2 separate regions of the Homo sapiens genome follow, and region 2 is linked to region 1. A link is a contact called in ENCODE Hi-C or POLR2A ChIA-PET data. All regions are on one chromosome and are shown on one strand. Each heading gives the region's core, a stretch centred on a gene start or an enhancer-like site at or near the end of the contact. The rest is flanking DNA. Distances are from core to core; before and after follow the strand shown. Region 1 holds the start of LINC01972 (long intergenic non-protein coding RNA 1972). Region 2 holds the start of MELTF-AS1 (MELTF antisense RNA 1).

What was found. Hi-C counts contacts between places; a loop is a spot of excess contacts on that map. ChIA-PET counts read pairs that join two places held with the same protein, here RNA polymerase II (POLR2A). Pooled maps may share reads with other maps.
Region 2: a loop to region 1 is called in a map of CD8-positive, alpha-beta T cell, with 26 times the contacts of the local background. The contact joins the promoter of MELTF-AS1 here to the promoter of LINC01972 in region 1. A Hi-C loop is called at or near these places in 1 of 168 maps with a recorded cell type or tissue (CD8-positive, alpha-beta T cell) and 1 of 50 pooled maps. POLR2A ChIA-PET finds 5 or more read pairs at or near these places in 1 of 52 experiments (activated B cell).

What each region holds. Positions count from the first base shown.
Region 1 is chr3:194,767,143-194,773,248 of GRCh38, reverse strand. It overlaps LINC01972 (long intergenic non-protein coding RNA 1972), which reads left to right and starts at 4,540. Exons shown (of 3, transcript NR_146990.1): 1 at 4,540-4,613; 2 at 4,732-4,834. The region is part of intron 3 of LINC01968 (long intergenic non-protein coding RNA 1968); the gene reads right to left. It overlaps LOC105374292 (a long non-coding RNA gene), which reads right to left. Exons shown (of 6, transcript XR_001741084.2): 3 at 978-1,093. RefSeq lists enhancers at 3,540-3,639, 3,755-4,049 and a silencer at 3,810-3,909.
Region 2 is chr3:196,999,707-197,005,863 of GRCh38, reverse strand. It overlaps MELTF-AS1 (MELTF antisense RNA 1), which reads right to left and starts at 2,958. Exons shown (of 4, transcript NR_038285.1): 1 at 2,891-2,958; 2 at 1,894-2,262; 3 at 1,505-1,767; 4 at 1,120-1,370. MELTF (melanotransferrin) reads left to right here. Exons shown (of 16, transcript NM_005929.6): 15 at 1,765-1,963; 16 at 2,413-4,124. The coding sequence ends at 2,492. It also overlaps the pseudogene RPSAP30. RefSeq lists silencers at 2,000-2,399, 2,440-3,229, 3,380-3,459.

The sequences.
Region 1 (6,106 bases), core at 3,291-5,790:
GCTTTGGGCTTGCCACAAGGTAACCTGGCCCCTGAAGTCAGAGTCACGGGAAGACTGACCTCCACTCCATCTGAGGAAGAACTTCCCAGGAGAAATGCCCAGATTCAGAATGGGCTGGCAAGAAAAAGGGTGAGCCACCCCTCTACTGGCAGTGCATAAGCATTCCGGTTAACTTCTGAGAGTGTTTTTGTGGGGGCCTTATTCTATTTGCATTTGAGGTGTGCACATTAATAATTCTTTCATTAGACTCACGTTGCACCTTGGCACGCAGAGTGTGCACTCATGGGCTCACAGATGAAGGCATTTAATGAGCCGGCAGCTCTCCCCGCAAGGCAAGCCTGCACGGAGCTTGGCAGCAGGCTCATTCCCTCGGAGTCGGCTGGGCACAGCACATCATGTATCGCGGGCAAACTGGCTTTGTGTTTTCATTGGGGGTGGTAAGTGTGGGAGGGGGAAGTAGATGTATGGGGTAAGTGTTACTCTGAAAGAATTCTAAAATGTGAGAGAATGCCATTCCAGTGAATTTCCTACCACACACACCTGAACACCCTTGAGGGATGGGACATCCCTGCTCCTGTCAGAAACCAGGCTAAGCCCAGCGGTGCCTCTCACCGAGGGTAGGTGGAGGATGTAACTAGACAGCCCTTCCCTAACACAGATACTCTTTGACCAGCCCAACTTCCTTGTGTTCTAAGTGGTGGAACAGTGCCCCAGAGAGGGGATGTGGCCTCCCTAAATGCTAAGATGAGCCAGGACTCCTGCTCCTGGACCCAAGTGCCAGGACTAAAAGACTAGAGGGGGAACTTACACAGGGGAAAGGTGGCCTTAGGGCAGGCAGTGAGCCAAGAACCCCTTCCCAGGAGCTGGACCCAGAGTGATTCTTCAGTCCCTCCCAATAATGTCCCTGGGAATAAAACTCCCCATCTCCCGACGCCCTTCTCCATATATCCAAACCCTGCACATCCCACAAGGCTCACCTCAGATGCCAGCTCCTCCTTTCATCTTCCCATCAAACACCCCGACTCTAACCAGACGTGAGCTCTCTGGCCTCTTGGGGACTCTGCACTTCTTCATGGCTCAGGTCAGACTGCATCTGGAATTACAGTTAGATGTGCGTATACCTTCTTGATGACCCCTGACCATGAATTCCTTGGGCTTATCTTGCTCCTTCTCCTGACTCCCTCGCTCAATGCCCAGCCTAGGACCTGACTCAAATGCATTCAACAAACACAGGCTGGATTGCTGACATCCCTTTGCTTTTTGCCCACTAGCATTACAAGACCACATTGCTTACTGTTAGCCAGCACCAGGGCCTTCCCCACAAAGCAGACATACTTCCCTGTCTCCTTTCCACTTCTTTTGGATGAACAAGAACAGCCTCTTGCGCCTCCTTATTGCAAACTTCCTGGACACCCCCCACTGTCTCAGATAATCACCAGGGCTGAGGGGCATTCTCCAAAGCCCAGGAGGCCCTCAGTAGATAGGGTGTTGTTTGATGGACAGCTTTCCCTCCTGCGAAGCCCTGGTGAACAGCTCTAATGTCACCAGCAACTGCCATCTGACTCCCTAACACTGGCTGGAAGTCTTTTCCTATTTGCCCCCAGGAATGCCAAACTCAGTGAGCTGAGCTCTTCTTACAGCTGTCTGACTCCTTTGCATCAAACATTCCTCCTGAGATTGTAAGAACTAGAATGACTAGTTCCAGCCACTCACCTTCTTCTGCCTATGAGGAAGAATCCAATTAATGCCAAAATAGCCTATACTGTTCCAAAAGTCTGGCCTTTTCCAAAAACCCTAGCTCTTTCCACAAAGAAGCTCAAGAAGCTCCAGAAGAAATTCAGTGTTCTCCTCAAAAGCAGACACCAACTTGGTGGACCATAGGTGCATCCTGCAGAATCCCTAACAAGTAAGTGATTCAGAATGGAGGGGCTGAAAGAGAAGCAAATAGCCCCATGAGCCTGAGCCAGAGAAGCGGATGCTTGCAGACCTTGGAGAAAGTTTTCACCACCCTCATCAGCCCCATGGTTTCCCATTGTCTACAAAAAAGTTAGATTATTTTGTTCAGGATTCAGATACTTCACATCATGACTCCTATCATTCTAGTCTCATCTCCTTCTAAACTTCCAAGCCACTAGCCCCCTTGGAGCATTCATGCCTTTCAAATACACCCAACCCATTCCATTTACATGTTTTGTTCCAGCTACTGAAACATCTTTTATCTTAGGTTGGATTCTCAGACCCTTAGACAAGGATTCAAGTGCAAGTATATTTGGGACAGAAAAAACCAGCAGGATAGTGGGGAACAAAAAGAAGTCAATAAAGGGTACTTTTTTCAGCAGGTTCCCATTGTAGCAACTAACAGTTGATCCTACCTGGGAGACAGTGTAGGGCTCACTTCAGAATTGTCCTCAGCCAAGAGTAGAGAGAGGAAGTTGTGGGTATTTGTCCACCACTCCCATCAGTCACAGGTGTGGGTTTCTGCTGGGCGGGAGGGACATGGACTCTTCGGCATGCAAGTTCAGCTTGCACCAGTGAAAAGCCAAGGGGACACGGGCAGTGGGCCAAGGGGTCTGCTCCCCCTTTACGTCCCTCCTCCTTTCCCCACCACCACTTTTTAGTTTACCCAAATGACCCACTCATCAGGGTTCAATGCCATCTCCTCCCAAAAGCTTTTCTAACCTTTCATCAGAACCAATGACTCTTTCCTTTGGTTTCCACAAACAATCAGAGTACAACTGTGAGAAAAATCCTTTAGGTTTTACCCTTCACTCTGCTTAAGAGTGAAAGTCTTAATTGACAACTGGGCAGAATGGTGTTGGCGCGGCCAGGCGCGGTGGCTCATGCCTGTAATCCCAGCACTTTGGGAGGCCGAGGCAGGCAGATCACGAGGTCAGGAGGTCACAAGGTCAGGAGATCGAGACCATCCTGGCCAACATGATGAAACCCTGTCTCTACTAATAATACAAAAAATTAGCTGGGCATGGTAGCACGCGCCTGTAGTCCCAGCTACTCGGGAGGCTGAGGCAGGAGAATGGTGTGAACCCGGGAGGCAGAGGTTGCAGTGAGCCAAGATTGCACCACTTCACTCCAGCCTGGGCAACAGAGTAAGACTCTGTCTCAAAAAAAAAAAAAAAGAAAGAAAGAATGGTGTTGGCTCTCGTTCTCATTCCTTGATTTATTTCCTTTCTGCTTTGCATGAGGTGGTGTCTGTGACCCATGTACTCATAGCAAGTCTTTGAACCCATCAACATTAGAAATTAGAAAATACCTCTCAAAAAGCAGCATTGATTCTGTTGCCTAAATATATTCTTATTGCAAAAATAAAAATGTAAATGATGTCATTTGAAGCAGTGCATGGTTATTGCTCTTATAATACAATAGTAAGTCTTATTTGCATAAAGAGATATCTACAGTCCTATAAAAGTAAGAATGAATACCTAAATCCAAACTGCTCCTTCAAGTTACCTGGAACTGTGATATTTGCATACACCGAACCATCTACTCTTGTTCTGAAGAGGAGAGAATGAAAACTAAAGGAAACAAAGAATCAAAGAAGCCTTGAACCCACGGTGAGTGGAACCCTGAAGTGATCGGAGGACAGACTGGCATGTGGCAACCTTATTCTGTTCCTTCAAAGCAGCTACTGAATGTTGCGGTGAGCCCGGGAAGAGGACTGTCCTGCCTGCAGTCCTACAGAGGGAAGAGCTGTGCTTAATAAGTTAAAAAGCTGGGGCTTCTACCAAGCCACAGAAGAAGCCGGAGACAGTGTGTGCACATCTGCAAGCAAACAGACGCGTGTCTAACCCGGGGCGGCCGCGCTTCCCCTGCTTAGAAATCCATCATCTACAAGGGGTGGGGCCTGAGGAGCGCAACTCTCACTTGTTACTTTAGAAATCAATCATCTACAAGGGGTGGGGCCTGAGGAGAGCGGGCTTCCCCTGCTTAGAAATCAATCATCCAGAAGGGGTGGGGCCTGAGGAGCTTGGCTCTCACTTGTTACTTTAGAAATCAATCATCTACAAGGGGTGGGACCTGAGGAGGGCGGGCTTCCCCTACTTAGAAATCAATCACCCACAGGGGGTGGGGCCTGAGGAGCGCGGCTCTCACATGTTACTTGAGTTTTACCCAGCAGGTGGGAAGTCCAGAAGGCTGACTCGGTCTCTAAAATGCAGCAGAACCTGTGGCGACCACAGCCACCCAACAGCAAAAGAGGCAGCAGAGGCTGGGTGAGCACAGGACTGAGAATTCATGGAGAAAGTTCTTGAATTTAAGGGAGAGGTGAGACCATTTAATTGGCCAAAAAGGCCCAACTCTAAGAGCCGACCTGCAAGAAGCCAGCCCGGCAGCTTCTCCCATCACCACTCCCAGCTGCAGGTGGGCTGCCTGCTGTCCTTACCTCCCAGACAAGGGGGATCATGTCCTCCTTGGGGTCACCGTGGACCAGTGCGCACTTCTGTGGCCTGTTTTGCTCGCTGCACTTACCTACTGTGACACCACTGTTGCCGACACAGCCACCTCCGTGCGGGGGGTCCCTGGGGCAGACGCCCTGCTATCCTCATCTTAGGATACCCAGTTCCCAACACAGTGCCTGCTGCAAATTATCAGTAATAACAGTAAGTCTTTGTCACGTAATGAGTTACCTTTCAGTCTCTCTGCAGTCTCTTTCCTCCCAATGCCCCTTGGCTGCTCCCGAAGCCCTGACTCCTGACCTCCTGCCCCTTCTGTCTCCAGGGCCATTAACTCCCCTGCTGGTCCCTATCCATGGAGCCCATTGACAGATGAGTTTGATTCTGGACCTAAGAAGGACAGTTAACAGACACAGATATCTTTTAAGGTGAGGAGTGGGTATCGGATACCTGAAAGAGAAAAAGCCTACCAAAACCAACCTTATCTTCCTACCAATCTACCCACTAAGAGAGAGAAACCAGAATATTTTTGCCGGAGAATTATAATAGAGACTCACATCTACCCTCCTTCCTTCACTCAAAAGCCCTGCCCATCCCTCAGCACACATCTCAAAGAGGAACTGCCCCATGAAGCATTCCTGATCCCCAGCCAGGTGTGATGGTCTGTCCTGCGAGCCCCCCACAAGGTACCTTTTCTATGGCACTCACAATTTACTGCCTTCTACTGGATTATCAGTGACCAGACTACAGGTCCTGGTGGGCAGGGGCTGGGTCTGATTCACTGTGGTCCCACCTCACCCCAGCTCTACTCCCACCCCAGGCCCTGCCCAAGACGGGAGGTAAGCTGACTACATTGGTTTGAATAGGGTAAAAGGAAGGACAGCCAAGAGCATAATGCGGCTCAGATGAATTTCAGTTTAACTTTCCCAGAAGTTAAACTTCCCACTCATCAAGGTTCAATGCCTTCTCCTCCCAAAAGCTTTTCTAACCTTTCGTCAGAACCCATGACTCTTTCCTTTGGTTTCCGCAATCAGAGTACAACTGTTGGAAAAATCCTTTAGGTTTTGCCCTTCACCCTCTTAAGAGTGAAAGTCTTCATTGACAACTGGGCAGAATGGTGTTGGCTCTGAGCCAGCCTCTGAGTTCTGAGGCTGAGGGAGGTGCTATCCACCTGGCCCAGGACCTCCCGTCCTGGGCTCTTGGCAAGGCAGCTGACTCTCCCTGTCCTCTCCTAGCCCTACCACAACATTCCTGGGCATATCATCCCACTCACAAGGAGGATTCTTCTAGTGTTTATGAAGGCAGGGTTGGGCAAGACCCGAGAAGTGAGGAGCTAACAGACGGCTCTCCCCCAAGGCTGGTGTCCCCTCCTGCAGCATGGCTGCCAACTAGCCCCCCAGCCTCGGCTGCAACAACCCCACCCATGGGGAGCTAACAGCACTGCTCTTAGACAGCGGCGTCCGTGGGGCACTTTGCTTAGACCCACATCCTCCCTCCCAGCCCAGTTCCACCTCTTTGGGCTGCACAGAATGAATCTGCTTCCTTCCCCAGGTAGCCCCCTTCGGATATCTGGGACAGCTCTCGTGTCCTGTTGTGTCTTTCTCCAGTGTACACATTCTAGGCTCTCACAGTGTTTTTCACTTTGTCCCAGCAAGGCTATTGTTTTTAAGTGCTCTTGAAAGAACCTTCTCTGCAAGGTC
Region 2 (6,157 bases), core at 1,709-4,208, 2.2 Mb before region 1:
CTCTCTTAAGGATGGAGACTGAGTTAGCAAGTCCTCTCCTCTGGCCCCTCTTAAGGATGGAGACTACCCCAGACAGGCTCCCACCAGGGCCCTGAAGCTGTTCTTGTCAAGGTCACAGTGACCCATGTTGCTAAACCCAGTGGCCATTTCTCAGTCTTCATTTTACTTGACCTCTCAGTGGCACTGGCCACAGCTCTCCCTCCTCCTGGAAACACCTTCCCCTGCAGATGCCCAGGTCCTCAGCCCTGCCTGGCTGTCCTCTCACTCTCTGGCCACTCCTCAGTCTTCTCTGCTGATTTCCTCCCCATCTCCCTGACCTGTTAGCCCTAGGATTCAGTTCTCAGCCCTCTTCCCTGTCTACAGCTTACCCTTGATCTCATCCAATCCCATGTCATCAAATACCATCTATATACAGATGGCTTCTAAATTTACATCTTCAGACATCAGTCCCAAACTTGCATATTTAACTACATACTTGACATTTTGACTTGTGTTTCTAACAGTCATCTCAAATGGATCAAGTCCAAAGTTGGACCCCCGTCCCTCCTTCAGTCTTCCCCACTTCAATTAAGAGCAACTTTAGCTTTTCCATTTCCTCGGGAGTCATTTTTGACTCCGGTCTTCCTCTCGTGCTCTACAGCCAATCTATCAGCAGATCCCATTGGTTGTGCTTTCAAAATATACCTAGAATTTAAACCCAGGTTGTCTCACAATGGAGCCACTGGTTTCTAACCACTCCCCCTCCCCCGACTTATGCTGAAATTGCCTTCTCCACACCCACCAGCACCACAGAACTGCAGAGCTGGCTGGCTCGCCAGGCCTGTTCCTAAACTTTGACATTGTGAACTGACGCATGTTCCTTCCTGTCATCTTCCCCACAGAACCCCTCTATCCCAGGAGTGCTTTACTCTGGGTCCCTGGGCTTCCCTAGGGGGTTGCTAAGTCCTCTGAAGTAATGTGGGAGAAGAATCCTGGGTGGATGTGCATTTTTCTGGGGAGAAGGCTGACAGCTTTCATCAGATCTTCAGGAGGATCTGCGAGTCCCTCCAAAAAGACTGAGAGCCACCTGACTCCTTCGTTCCTCCTTGATCAGTACTTAACACTTTACATAGACATTCATGCATGTTCTCCAGATGTCCTTTATTTATATTCGTATTCATAAGTTCTCATACTACTTCTGGTCTTTTTAGTAGCTCTTTTAGGGCTGTAGCCACAGAACGGTCATTCTAGTGATTCTGAGCAGGGTGGAGAGGAGTGCAGCATCCCTGGGCGGGTGGGTCAGTGAAGACACGCCCAGCTCACCTGATATTCTGTGACTGGTTGCAGAACACAAGTCCCTCTCGAAATTGTTTAGGTTTGTGGGGAGATATCTGTAAGACAGAGTGAGAAAGCCTTATGGAAAAGGCCAAGAAGTGCTCAGCAGGCCTAGCAGAACGCTCAGGAATCCCACCCACACCATCCCTCATTTCTGGGTCTTTCTTCCTGGACATCTCAGGCCTCAGACCTGCATCCAGGAGCTGGAGCACCGCAGTGCTTCTGAACGCCTCTTCCAGTGGCACCTGCGGGCCTAGTGTCCCCACACCCGCTTGGGTGACAGAGGCCAATCAGTTGTCAAGCTTATGACTTCCAATCAGAGTGGTGGGGCCCTGAAATGACTTGCTCTTTGGGTCACTGTATGTAAAGCAATTTGCAGCTAGCGGCACTGGGCGGGTGACCCTGCCTGAGCCCAGTGAGGAGCAGGTCGTCTGCCTGCGGTGCTTCCAGGACCTGTTTGGAGACGACCACAATAAGAACGGGTTCAAAATGTTCGACTCCTCCAACTATCATGGCCAAGACCTGCTTTTCAAGGATGCCACCGTCCGGGCGGTGCCTGTCGGAGAGAAAACCACCTACCGCGGCTGGCTGGGGCTGGACTACGTGGCGGCGCTGGAAGGGATGTCGTCTCAGCAGTGCTCGGGCGCAGGTAGGACAGGCCCGCCCTGCCGCCTCCCCTGGTGCTATTCAGACCCCTTCACCCCAGAACCCTGAGGGAGCGGGGGGCGCTGCGGGTCCGGGGAGGCGGGTGGAGGCCCGTTCGCAGCAGTCCAGGTGGGGTGTCCCGGGAGGATTTTGGCCAGGAGGCTGCGGGCCGGGAGGGCGGGAGCCCGGCGGGTCTCCCAGACGGACCTGGGTAATGAGTGTGAACGCTCAAAACGGCGGCGCGGGGAGGATCTGGGGCCACGGCAGAGACATGCGTGTGCTGCCTTTCTGGAAAGAGCGCATCTGGAAGGGCAGCAGGGGAAAGGAGCACAAAGAGGGAGGCTGCGGCGAGTTCGGTCCCGAAAGATGCCCCCACCCCCACCCCAGAGCGGGCGCCTGAGGCGGCCACCGCGGCCCGGGCTTCGGGGCCTGACCCGCCGCGTTCGTCCCCAGCGGCCCCGGCGCCCGGGGCGCCCCTGCTCCCGCTGCTGCTGCCCGCCCTCGCCGCCCGCCTGCTCCCGCCCGCCCTCTGAGCCCGGCCGCCCCGCCCCAGAGCTCCGATGCCCGCCCGGGGAGTTTCCGCGGCGGCTTCGCGCTGGAATCCAGAAGGAAGCTCGCGAAGGCCGGGCCCGGCGTGGGCGGGAGCAGGCGCCTCCCCGGGAGCCCCGCCGCCCACGGGCGCCACCTGGCGCTGCTACCTGAGGCGCCGCCCCCGGGCCCGCGCGGCCCTTCCCGCCAACCGCCGCCTCCCGCCACCTGGAGCCGCGCGGGCCGCGCCGGAGGAGGCCGGTTGCCCAGGAAACCGCTGAGTCCGGGCTTCCCGCCGCCCGCCCCGCGGTGTCGCCCGAGGGGCCCGCCCGCCTCCTCCCCGCAGCCCCGCGCCCCCGTCCGCGAGGCCCCCTGGGGACGCGGTGGCCGCCGAGGCGCCTACACCCGCAGGCCGCGGCCAGGCCGTCCCAGGAGGCCCCGGCGCCAACGGGACCCGGCGCGTGGGACAGCGGCCTCTGCTGGCGGCGGCGGGAGGGAGGCCGGACCGGGGCGACGGGGAGAAGCCTTCGCCCGCGGGACCGTGTCCGGGGTGGGGGCTCCAGTTCCTCCGACCGCCCGTGCGCTGGGAGGGAGGCCGAGCCCGGGGAACGCCGCGTGCCCTGCCTCGTCCCCCACTGTGGCCGCGCCAGCTCCATCCCGGGCCAGCCGCGTCCACGGGCCCCCTCCCGAGTCTCCTCAGGCTCTCGCCTCCCCTACCCCCGTGGGATGCCCACCGCCCGCACCCACGCCCGAGCCTGGCGGCAGCAGCCGCCCCCCGCCTGAAGGGAGCCGGAGGTGACCCAGGCCGCGGGCTCCCGAGGCCCCTGAAGGGCTGCGCGTGGGGACCCGCCATGCTTCTGGGTTCCGAACGGGGGTGAGCTCCGTCTCCTCACCCGGCCCCGCACCCGCTGGGCCTGGGGACCCCTCACTCCCCGTGCCCGCCCCTCCGCGAGGCAGCAGAAAGCGCCCGGCCGGGGCCTCTCTCTACTCCATCTTGCCACAGTTGTCTGAGAAGCCAGAAAAAGTTTCCAGAACTGGCAGCCCTTAAAAAAAATGAAGAGGAAGAGAAGAAATGGGAGCAGGCAGCCCTCGTCAGCAGACCGGGAGCCGCGTGGGCGCGGAGCCATTTGCATTCCGGTCTGCGGGGGCTCGGGGATGCTGGTGACAGGCCCGGTTCCCGGTGGCTCGCCCCCACCTGCGGGCGTCGGGAAGGATCCCTTCCATCTCTCAGCCGCAGAGGAGGCCCTGGCAGCGCCCCGGCTGTAGCCATGCAACCCCGAGGAGTCCCGGGCACCTTCACCCCACCGGGAGGGGCCACAAGGACCTGGGCCTCGGCCACCAAGCTTTGTCCCCTCTCGCTGTGGGGGGCTAGTGATTCTCCTCCGACCTGACGATTGCTTGGTTTTTTCAAAAGGGAGTTTTGTGCGGTGAGAAGTGTGTTTCTGTGTGGCTAACTCTGGGCTAGCGTGCCGTGGCCATTGAAGGTGTGGCCTGCGTGGGTGCAGTGTAAGTGACGCTGGATTGTCAGGTGGCAGCAGGGGACCCCTGCTGTGTCAGTGCTAATGAAACATGTTGGTTGGTTTCTAAAATAAAGCCAAACAAGCCAGCACATGCAGAGGCTTGGACCCTGATAGAAACTTCTGCTGCCGATTTCTTTCGTTTTGTTAGGCACTCAAAGGCCTACCTGCTCCACCGAGAAGGGCAGATTCCATTCTCCAAGAGCCAGTCAGGGACCACTCTCATCCTCTAGTCAGTGAGGCCCCCCGCGCCCTTCTTCGACCTGGACTGGTTCTCTGGCTCTTGCAGGGCCTCCGCTGCCCTGGCACATTCCAGCTGCCTCCACCCCATCAGGCTCTGGGGTGTCTGCCCTTCTGTGGATGGGTGCAGAGAAGGGTGCAAACTTCTCTGCTGCCCCCTGCCCCACACCTCCAAAATAAGCGGCCCACATCTTTTCTCTGGCAAGCTCGCTGCTAACTCACTGGAGGGGGGCGTGGGGAGCGGATCTCCCAGAGACCCTACAGTGGGTGCTCTGTGGTATCTACTGAGGTGGGGGTGGGCCCGGCTGGTCTTCATCAGTGCTCTGCTCTCCCTCTGGAAGGGGAGGTTTTCTCTGCTTCCCTCTCTCATGGCTTCACTTGGCCCCCACACCACCACCCCTCGCCGCTGTGGCCATCTCCCAGAGCCAGGTCTTGCCCACCACTGCACACAGGCCATTTTCCATGAAGTCGGCTCAGTTATCACAAAGCCAGTCAATTCCTGGGGACCTGGATGGCCAGAGTTGACCGACTTTGTCTCTGCATCACATGGACGAGTCTCAGCTGCACAGTCACTCCAGCTCGCCTCATGCTACCACTTCCCTACCCTGAACTTCTGGAAAGGAAAGTTAACCTTTGGGCACCCTAGCCCCTCATCTGAAAAACACACAGTACGATCACCAGCTTGGTGAGGTGGTTGTGAAGATCCAGTCTAAGATGCAAAACACTCAGCACAGTGCTTGGCACACGGCATAGAGACTAAGACACAAAACACTGCACAGTGCTTGGCACACGGCATAGAGTCTAAGACACAAAACACTCAGCACAGTGCTTGGCACACGGCATAGAGTCTAAGACACAAAACACTCAGCACAGTGCTTGGCACACGGCATAGAGTCTAAGACACAAAACACTCAGCACAGTGCTTGGCACACGGCATAGAGTCTAAGACACAAAACACTCAGCACAGTGCTTGGCACATGGCATAGAGTCTAAGACACAAAACACTCAGCACAGTGCTTGGCACACGGTGGGTGCAGGAAGGATGTTCACTGTCACTACTGCTATTACTCCAGAGCCTGTTTTCTTGTCTTCAATTTGGAATTCCTGGGAGAGATCATCTGATTGGCCCAGTGTGCGTCAGGCATCTACCACTGGACCAGTCAGCACAGGCCAGAAGCAGGGTGTATAGCGGACACATGGCCACCGAGGCCCCAGAAAAAGGAAATGAAATCCTTGTGAGTCAGGCAGCCATGCCCCAGCACCCCCATGGCTACCAGGCCTGTTGTAGGGCTATTGGCCATTTGTTGAGCAAATACTTACTGATACCTACTTGTCAGTACCACCCCTAGACCTAGGCAAGAGGGATTCTAGTCCTCGGTTTTGTGCTTTCAAGCAGTGCTTTTCAGACCTTGATGTGCACATTAACTGCCTGGGGATCTTGTTAAAATGTAGACTCTGGTTCAGAAGGGCCAGCATGAGACTGAGAGTCTGCAGTTCAGACCAGCTCCCAGGTGGTGCCTGTGCTGGTGGTCCAGGGACCACACTTTGAGAAGCAAGCCTTCAGAGGCCTCCCCCAGACCACACCCCACACCCCACCCACAGAGGGAGCAATCACAGGGAAAAGGGATGCGTTCACTCAGGGGTCATCTTTTCTTTTTTTGAAACGGAGTCTTGCTCTGTTGCCCAAGCTGGAGTTCAGTGGCACAATCTTAGCTCACTGCAACCTCCGCCTTCCGGGTTCAAGTGATTCTCCTGCCTCAGCCTCTCAAGTAGCTGGAAATACAAGCGCCCACCACCACACATGGCTACTCTTTGTATTTTTCATAGAGATGGGGTTTCACCATGTTGGCCAGGATGGTCTCGAACTCCTGACCTCGTGATCCGCCCACCTCGGCCTCCCAAAGGCCTCCCAA